Linked DNA regions of Homo sapiens: region 1 is linked to region 2. Evidence: chromatin contacts called from ENCODE Hi-C or POLR2A ChIA-PET data. All regions are on one chromosome and are shown on one strand. The core of a region is the stretch at or near the end of the contact, and the rest is flanking DNA. Distances in the headings are between cores, read along the strand shown. Region 1 has its middle 33 kb from the start of CCNE1. Region 2 overlaps LOC105372353 (a long non-coding RNA gene).

Region 1 (2,906 bases), core at 398-2,897, 200 kb after region 2:
TGGTCACGCGGCATGGGCAGAGGAGGAGGAGGAAAAGGGAGAGGAAGAGGAGGAGGGGAGAGGAGGGAGGCCGGCCTGGGTAGAAGTCAGCTCCAGCTCCTGGAAGGAGCCCACGCGTGCTCTAGACGCCTTCCCTGCACGGGGCTCTGCCCATCCCCCACCTCTGGGAGGAGACAGGGTGGCCCCGGAGGAGGGGGCGGCAGTCCGGTGAGCAGCGACTTGGGGCCCGAGGCCCCGGCCAGTTCCATTCTCACCACGCCCGGCGGAAGCTATCGCCACGATTTGGGGAGGGCCGCCTCTGAGCCTCCTCTGGAGGCGGCACCTCTGCTACTCCATTGCACAAACGGGGAAACCAGCCCCGCCGAGCGTACCAGGCCAGGCCGGCCCTGAGGGGCAGGGGCAGGACGCCAGGAGCTGACCCCCAGCGTCCCCGACTGCCAGTGCCCCTGTCATGCAGGCCGAGGCCAAAGCACGAAGGGGCCTCGCTGCAAAAGGTCGGACCTGCGTTGCACCGGTTTCCAGCCAAGTGCTTTGGGCAAGTTTCTTAACCGCCTTGGCCTCCACTTTCCCCTTCTGTGAAATAGGATGGTGCCCACCTGACAGGGTTATCATGTTCCCTTGGGCAGGGCCTGGCAGGCTGAGCCAACGTCAGTGTTTGCGTGGCTAGTTTGGTTTTATTTTTTACGTATTGTTTTGGAGACAAGGTCTCTGTCACCCAGGCTGCAGTGCAGTGGTGCGATCAGCGCTCACTGCAGCTTCGAACTCCCAAGCTCAAGCGATCCTCCCACCTCAGCCTCCCAAGTAGCTGGGATTACAGGTGGGCACCATCACACCCAGCAACATTTTTTATTATTTTTTGTACCAATGAGATCTCCTGTGTTGCTCAGGCTGGTCTGGAACCCCTGGCCAACAGCGATCCTCCTGCCTTGGCCTCCCACAGCGCTGGCCTATTAACGTTTTAACAGAATGAACTGAGGCTCAGCTGGGCCAACGCGGACCCCGGCCTGCGCCCACGCCTCACCGGCTCCCCAGGGCCTGGGACCGGCACAGCCCGGGCTCAAGGGCTGGGACTGCCGCCCCGCCCTAGAGCTCAGGCTGCGCTCCACGTGCGCCGTGTTTACCCACGTGATGCGCTGCCCCGCCCCGCCCCGCCCCGCGTCTCCCCGCCCCGCGTCTCCCGCGCCGCGCGTCTGCAGCCTGGCCAAGGCGGATGCTGGGGGTTGGGGGCCCGAGCGCGGCCTCACGTCGCCCGGACGCCCCCCGCCCCACCCGGGAGACTGGAGCGAGCCACGGCCTCCCTGGGCGGGCTTGGCCCAGCCACTCCGCTGTGTCCGCGCTGCCAGGGCGCGGGAGCACTTCCGGGCGCGCGCCGCGGGAGGGGCAGGGCCGAAGAGGTGGGGGCGGGGCCGAAGAGTTAGGGGCGGGGCCGGAGAGGTAGGGGCGGGGCCGGAGAGGTAGGGGCGGGGCCGGAGAGGTAGGGGCGGGGCCGCCCCTTGCGGGGGGGTTCTGAGCGGCCCGCACCGCAAAAGGCGGTGTCAGGGCGGTGAGGGGCGGGGCCTGGCAATGCACAGGGGCTCTTAGGGGCCCGCACTGCGGGAGGGGCAGGGCCAGGGCGGTTGGTGGACTGGGCCTGGCTGTACGTAGGTGCTCTGAGAAGCCCCCGGCGAGAGGGGCGGGGCCAGAGCAACAGTGGGCGGGGACAGGCTGTGCGTCGGAGCTCCGCGGGGCCTGCGGCGGGGTGGGTGGGGCCAGGGCGGCGGTGGGCGGGCCGTGCTGTGCGTAGGGGCGCTGAGAGGCCCGCAATGTGAGAGGGGCGGGGCCGGAACAGCGGTGGACGGGGTCTGTAGTTCAACTGTGCCGTGGCGTCTTCTTCGCGGCGAGATCTGAGTGCCTCGCAGCAGCCGAAGGCGGGTTTGCAGGTTGCGTTGCGCTGGCCCTGCCCTCGGCAGGCAGAACGGGATAGAGCGCGGACAGGCGCCGTCACTCCCAGATTCCTCTGCGTCCATGGCAGAGCCACTCCTCCTTGGTACTCCTTCCTTGACCCACCGGGGCCCCCTTCCTGCTGTCTCTGCCCCTCTAGCTGCTGCCTCCAGGGGCTTAGGTCTCGGCCCCTTTGGCTTCTGGGCTGCCCCTGGCAGATCTCGTCCATCCTAGGTTTTAACGCCTACCTGCATGCGGATGATCCTGATAGTTCTAACAGTAGCTAAACTGTTTTCCACGTGCTTTCTGAACATTGATGCTGTTTGGACCCCTGACAGCCACATTTTTACGCCCCCGCGCAGCCCGCTGCTCTGAGCTCCGTATTCCCCGCCGGCCGGGTGTTCCACGGCCCTTCTGAGTCAACGTGTGTGCAGTGAAGTCCTTCTTCCTTCTCGTTTCACCCTGGGTCTCCTCCTCAGGGAGTGGCATCACGGTCTGCTCAGTGGCAGGCAAGCCCCAGATAGCGCTTCCGTCTTGACTCCTCACTCTCCTCCCTCTGATCTGTCCCAGAATCCCATCAGTTCTTCCTCCACCCCACCCGACCCACAATTCTCTGCTACACTTGTCTCCACGGCCCTGGTCTGAAACACATGATGCTTCACCTGGACTCGTAGGCGACCGATCTTTCTGCCTCTTGGCTTACTACTCTTAAGTCTCGCCTTCACGGGCAGTCGCAGGGATCTTTCTCAAGATCTAATTTCTAATGATTGCATTTTTCTTCTTTAAGCAGTAGGCTGAAAGCCAAAGCTCTCCATCTTTTTACAACTCAAAAAAAAAAAAACAAGGGTGCCCTCTGTCTGGCCTTGCCACTGTTCAACCTGGTACTTGCAAGTCTTGTCCAGTGCAATGGGATGAGAAAAGTGAGTGATAGAAGGATCGGAAGCAAAATGAAAGCACTGTTATTGTCAAGTGATGATCATCGACAT
Region 2 (2,967 bases), core at 10-2,509:
ACAGGCATGAGCCACCACGCCCGGCCTTATTCCTTTACTTTCTTAATTACTTTCACTTTACTCTATGGATTCATCTTGAATTCTTTCTTGCGCGAGATCCAAGAACCCTCTCTTGGGGTCTGGATCGGGACCGCTTTCCGGTAACACTATGGGACCCCTTGTTATGACAGAGCAACAAAAAAAGACAAAAACAAAGGAAAGGACTATTTCTGGGAGGAAAAAAGATCAAACAATAGTAATATTCCTACCAAAAAGTACACCAGAGTTGCCACACCCAAGACTAGCCACACAAATCCTTTTCTCCCATCAATCAAAATTTTGCAGAGAGAAAAACGACAGTCATTTTTACTATTTGCTTGACTGGATTTTACAGAGAGAGGCTGGGAGCCCGGCTGGTAAGAAATTCTTACCCTTCTGCCAGTTTGTCAGGTCCTGGGTTTCCTTCACTGCAGCTCCCAGGAGAGCAGAATGGTGTCAGTCTCCTGCTCACAGTGCCAAAACTGTAGGGGCCGAGGGACAATTTCTCCTTCTCCCTCTGAAGGTTTGCTGGAAAATCAACTGAACAAGGCAGATTAATTAGAGAAAAGGCATGCACATGTATTAACATGCACGCGGAGGAGAACCACAGAGTGATTATCCTACCCACCGTGCTGTACAGAAGCTTATATGCCATGTTGGGGTTACAGAAAAAACAGGCAGAGGGGGCACTCAGAGCACGTCCAAAAATGGCTTATGGCAGCAAATCAGGTTATAGCGGCAAATCAGGTTATAGCGGCAAGGAGGGATTGGAGGGGAAGAAGAGAAGTCCTGGCTAGCATAGGTGGGCTTGTTATGCAGATGAAGCCTCCCAGGTAGCAGTCCTCAGAATAGATGGTGTTTCCTAAAGACTTTTAAAGGCGTCAGATTCTTTCCTAGATCTGGACAGGGAAGAGACTCAGAGAAAACCTGGCTGCATTAGTGCAGATGTTTTTTCTATAGATGCAAATCTCCCACATAAAAGACAGCTTTGCCACTTCTGTTCACAGGCCCTCTGAACAGTCATCTCAGAATATGTCAAAGAAGTGTATTTTGGGGTGAAATATTTTGATTTCCTTCACCCCTAAAGAGAAATTCAACCCAAATCAGCCAAAAACTGTGTTGAGCCACTACTGTGGGTGTGCACAACGGGAACGGAGCCCAATTTCCTGTCCCCGGGCCTGATAGCCAGGGAGCCAAAACCACAGAGAGAAATTGTATCGTGCCAAGAGATAGAGCAGGAACACGAAAGAGCATGGGCACTTCGGAAGTGTGTGAAAAGAGTGAGAAGTGTATCCAGCTCGTGCAGCCTAGGAGATGCAGCTTGCCAAGTGGAGTGAATGCTGCCTTTCAGTGCTCTCACCTCTGCTGGGCATGTTTGTGCAGTGGCCAACTTGCTCAACCGTATGCAATGACCTTGAAAAGAAGTCTCCTCTCTGAGCTTAGAACTGAGTAATGTCTCAAACTGAAAGAGAATAAATACATGCTGGATTTGAGTTTGATGAGACGCTGCCCATTGAGAAAATCTGTTCTATGCCTTATGGGATTAATTCAGGAATAAGTAAATTGAGTAAAGAGATTTGAACTCCAGATATTCAAAGAGCTCTTGACAAGGTGAAACCCTGCCTCTGATTGAGACTGACTAGAGCCGGGGTCCTGTGTGACCTTGATGCTGATGTAGGGGATGTGGGATAGGACAGGGAAATCAGGGCAATCTTAATACCAGAGAAAGAAAACAAGGGATTCACTTTTTTTTTTTTTTTTGAGACGGAGTTTCGCTCTTGTTGCCCAGTCTGGAGTGCAATGGTAGGATCTCGGCTCACTGCAACCTCTTCCTCCTGGGTTCAAGCAATTCTCCTGCCTCAGCCTCCTGAGTAGCTGGGATTACAGGCATAGTGCCACCACACCTGGCTAATTTTTTTTTGTATTTTTAGTAGAGATGGGGTTTCACCATGTTGGTCAGGTTGGTCTCGAACTCCTGACCTCAGGTGATCCACCCACCTCAGCCTCCCAAAGTGCTGGTATTACAGGTGTGAGCCACTGTGCCCAGCCTGGGATTCTTTTTTTTTTTTTTTTTCTTTTTTGAGATGGAGTTTTGCTCTTGTTGCCCAGGCTGGAGTGCAGTGGCGCAATCTCGGCTCACTGTAACCTCCACCTCCTGGGTTCAACTGATTCTCTTGCCTCAGCCTCTCTAGTAGCTAGGATTACAGGCGCCCACCACCACGCCCAGCTAATTTTTTGTATTTTTAGTAGAGAAGGGGTTTCACTATGTTGGCCAGGCTGGTCTTGAACTCCTGACCTCAGGTGATCTGCCCACCTTGGCCTCCCAAAGTGCTGGGATTACAGGCATGAGCCACTGCGCCCGGCAGGCATTCACTTTCTTAAACAGGATATAGATATTCCAAAATCACACCCTGGTCACAACACAGGAAACAGTAATAAGAGTAACTGATCCTTACGCATGGTTGCTATGTGCGTATGCTGCCTTAGACAGTTCCCAGGTGTTAATTCATCCACTTGGAGCTCTGCCCATCTCTACCTTGAAGAAGCTGCTGTTCAGTCTTTCACTTCATGCCCAGTCCCCTGGGCCTCCAGATGCTCAGAAACCCTCAGTCCTGTCTGAGGCAGACTCCAGGCTTTTAAAAACCCTAGATGGCTAAAATGAAATAGCTAAAAGAGATCCCAGTGCCTGCCTCCGGGACAAGAAGAAAGGAGAGGTGAAGGCAGAGAATTCACAACAAGCCTTTGGGGACCGATGTTTCATTTGGTTTTTTTAACTTTCAATTTAATTTGATGGAACATCTGAGGATTCCTTGTTGCTGTTGTTTTTTCTGTTGTTTGTTTAGAACAAGTTTTTTATTATTTATTTTTATTTATTTATTTTTTGAGACCAAGTCTTGCTCTGTTGCCCAGGCTGGAGGTGAGAGGTGGGGGCCGTGTTAAGAACTAGGC

The links. Hi-C counts contacts between places; a loop is a spot of excess contacts on that map. ChIA-PET counts read pairs that join two places held with the same protein, here RNA polymerase II (POLR2A). Pooled maps may share reads with other maps.
Region 1: a loop to region 2 is called in a pooled map, with 2.0 times the contacts of the local background. The contact joins two enhancer-like sites. A Hi-C loop is called at or near these places in 1 of 168 maps with a recorded cell type or tissue (mesothelial cell of epicardium) and 1 of 50 pooled maps. POLR2A ChIA-PET finds 5 or more read pairs at or near these places in 3 of 52 experiments (HEK293, activated CD4-positive, alpha-beta T cell and activated naive CD8-positive, alpha-beta T cell).

The regions. Positions count from the first base shown.
Region 1 is chr19:29,843,349-29,846,254 of GRCh38, forward strand. No RefSeq gene overlaps it. Among named protein-coding and RNA genes, the nearest start is that of CCNE1, 33 kb to the left of the region's middle. RefSeq lists silencers at 862-1,021, 1,052-1,821. Within about 2 kb of position 1,648, at least 32 of the 41 ENCODE cell types and tissues checked have a DNase peak (open chromatin) inside an H3K27ac peak, as active enhancers do.
Region 2 is chr19:29,644,852-29,647,818 of GRCh38, forward strand. LOC105372353 (a long non-coding RNA gene) reads right to left here. Exons shown (of 7, transcript XR_935896.3): 4 at 1,379-1,480; 5 at 411-558. Among named protein-coding and RNA genes, the nearest start is that of PLEKHF1, 19 kb to the right of the region's middle. Within about 2 kb of position 1,260, at least 5 of the 41 ENCODE cell types and tissues checked have a DNase peak (open chromatin) inside an H3K27ac peak, as active enhancers do.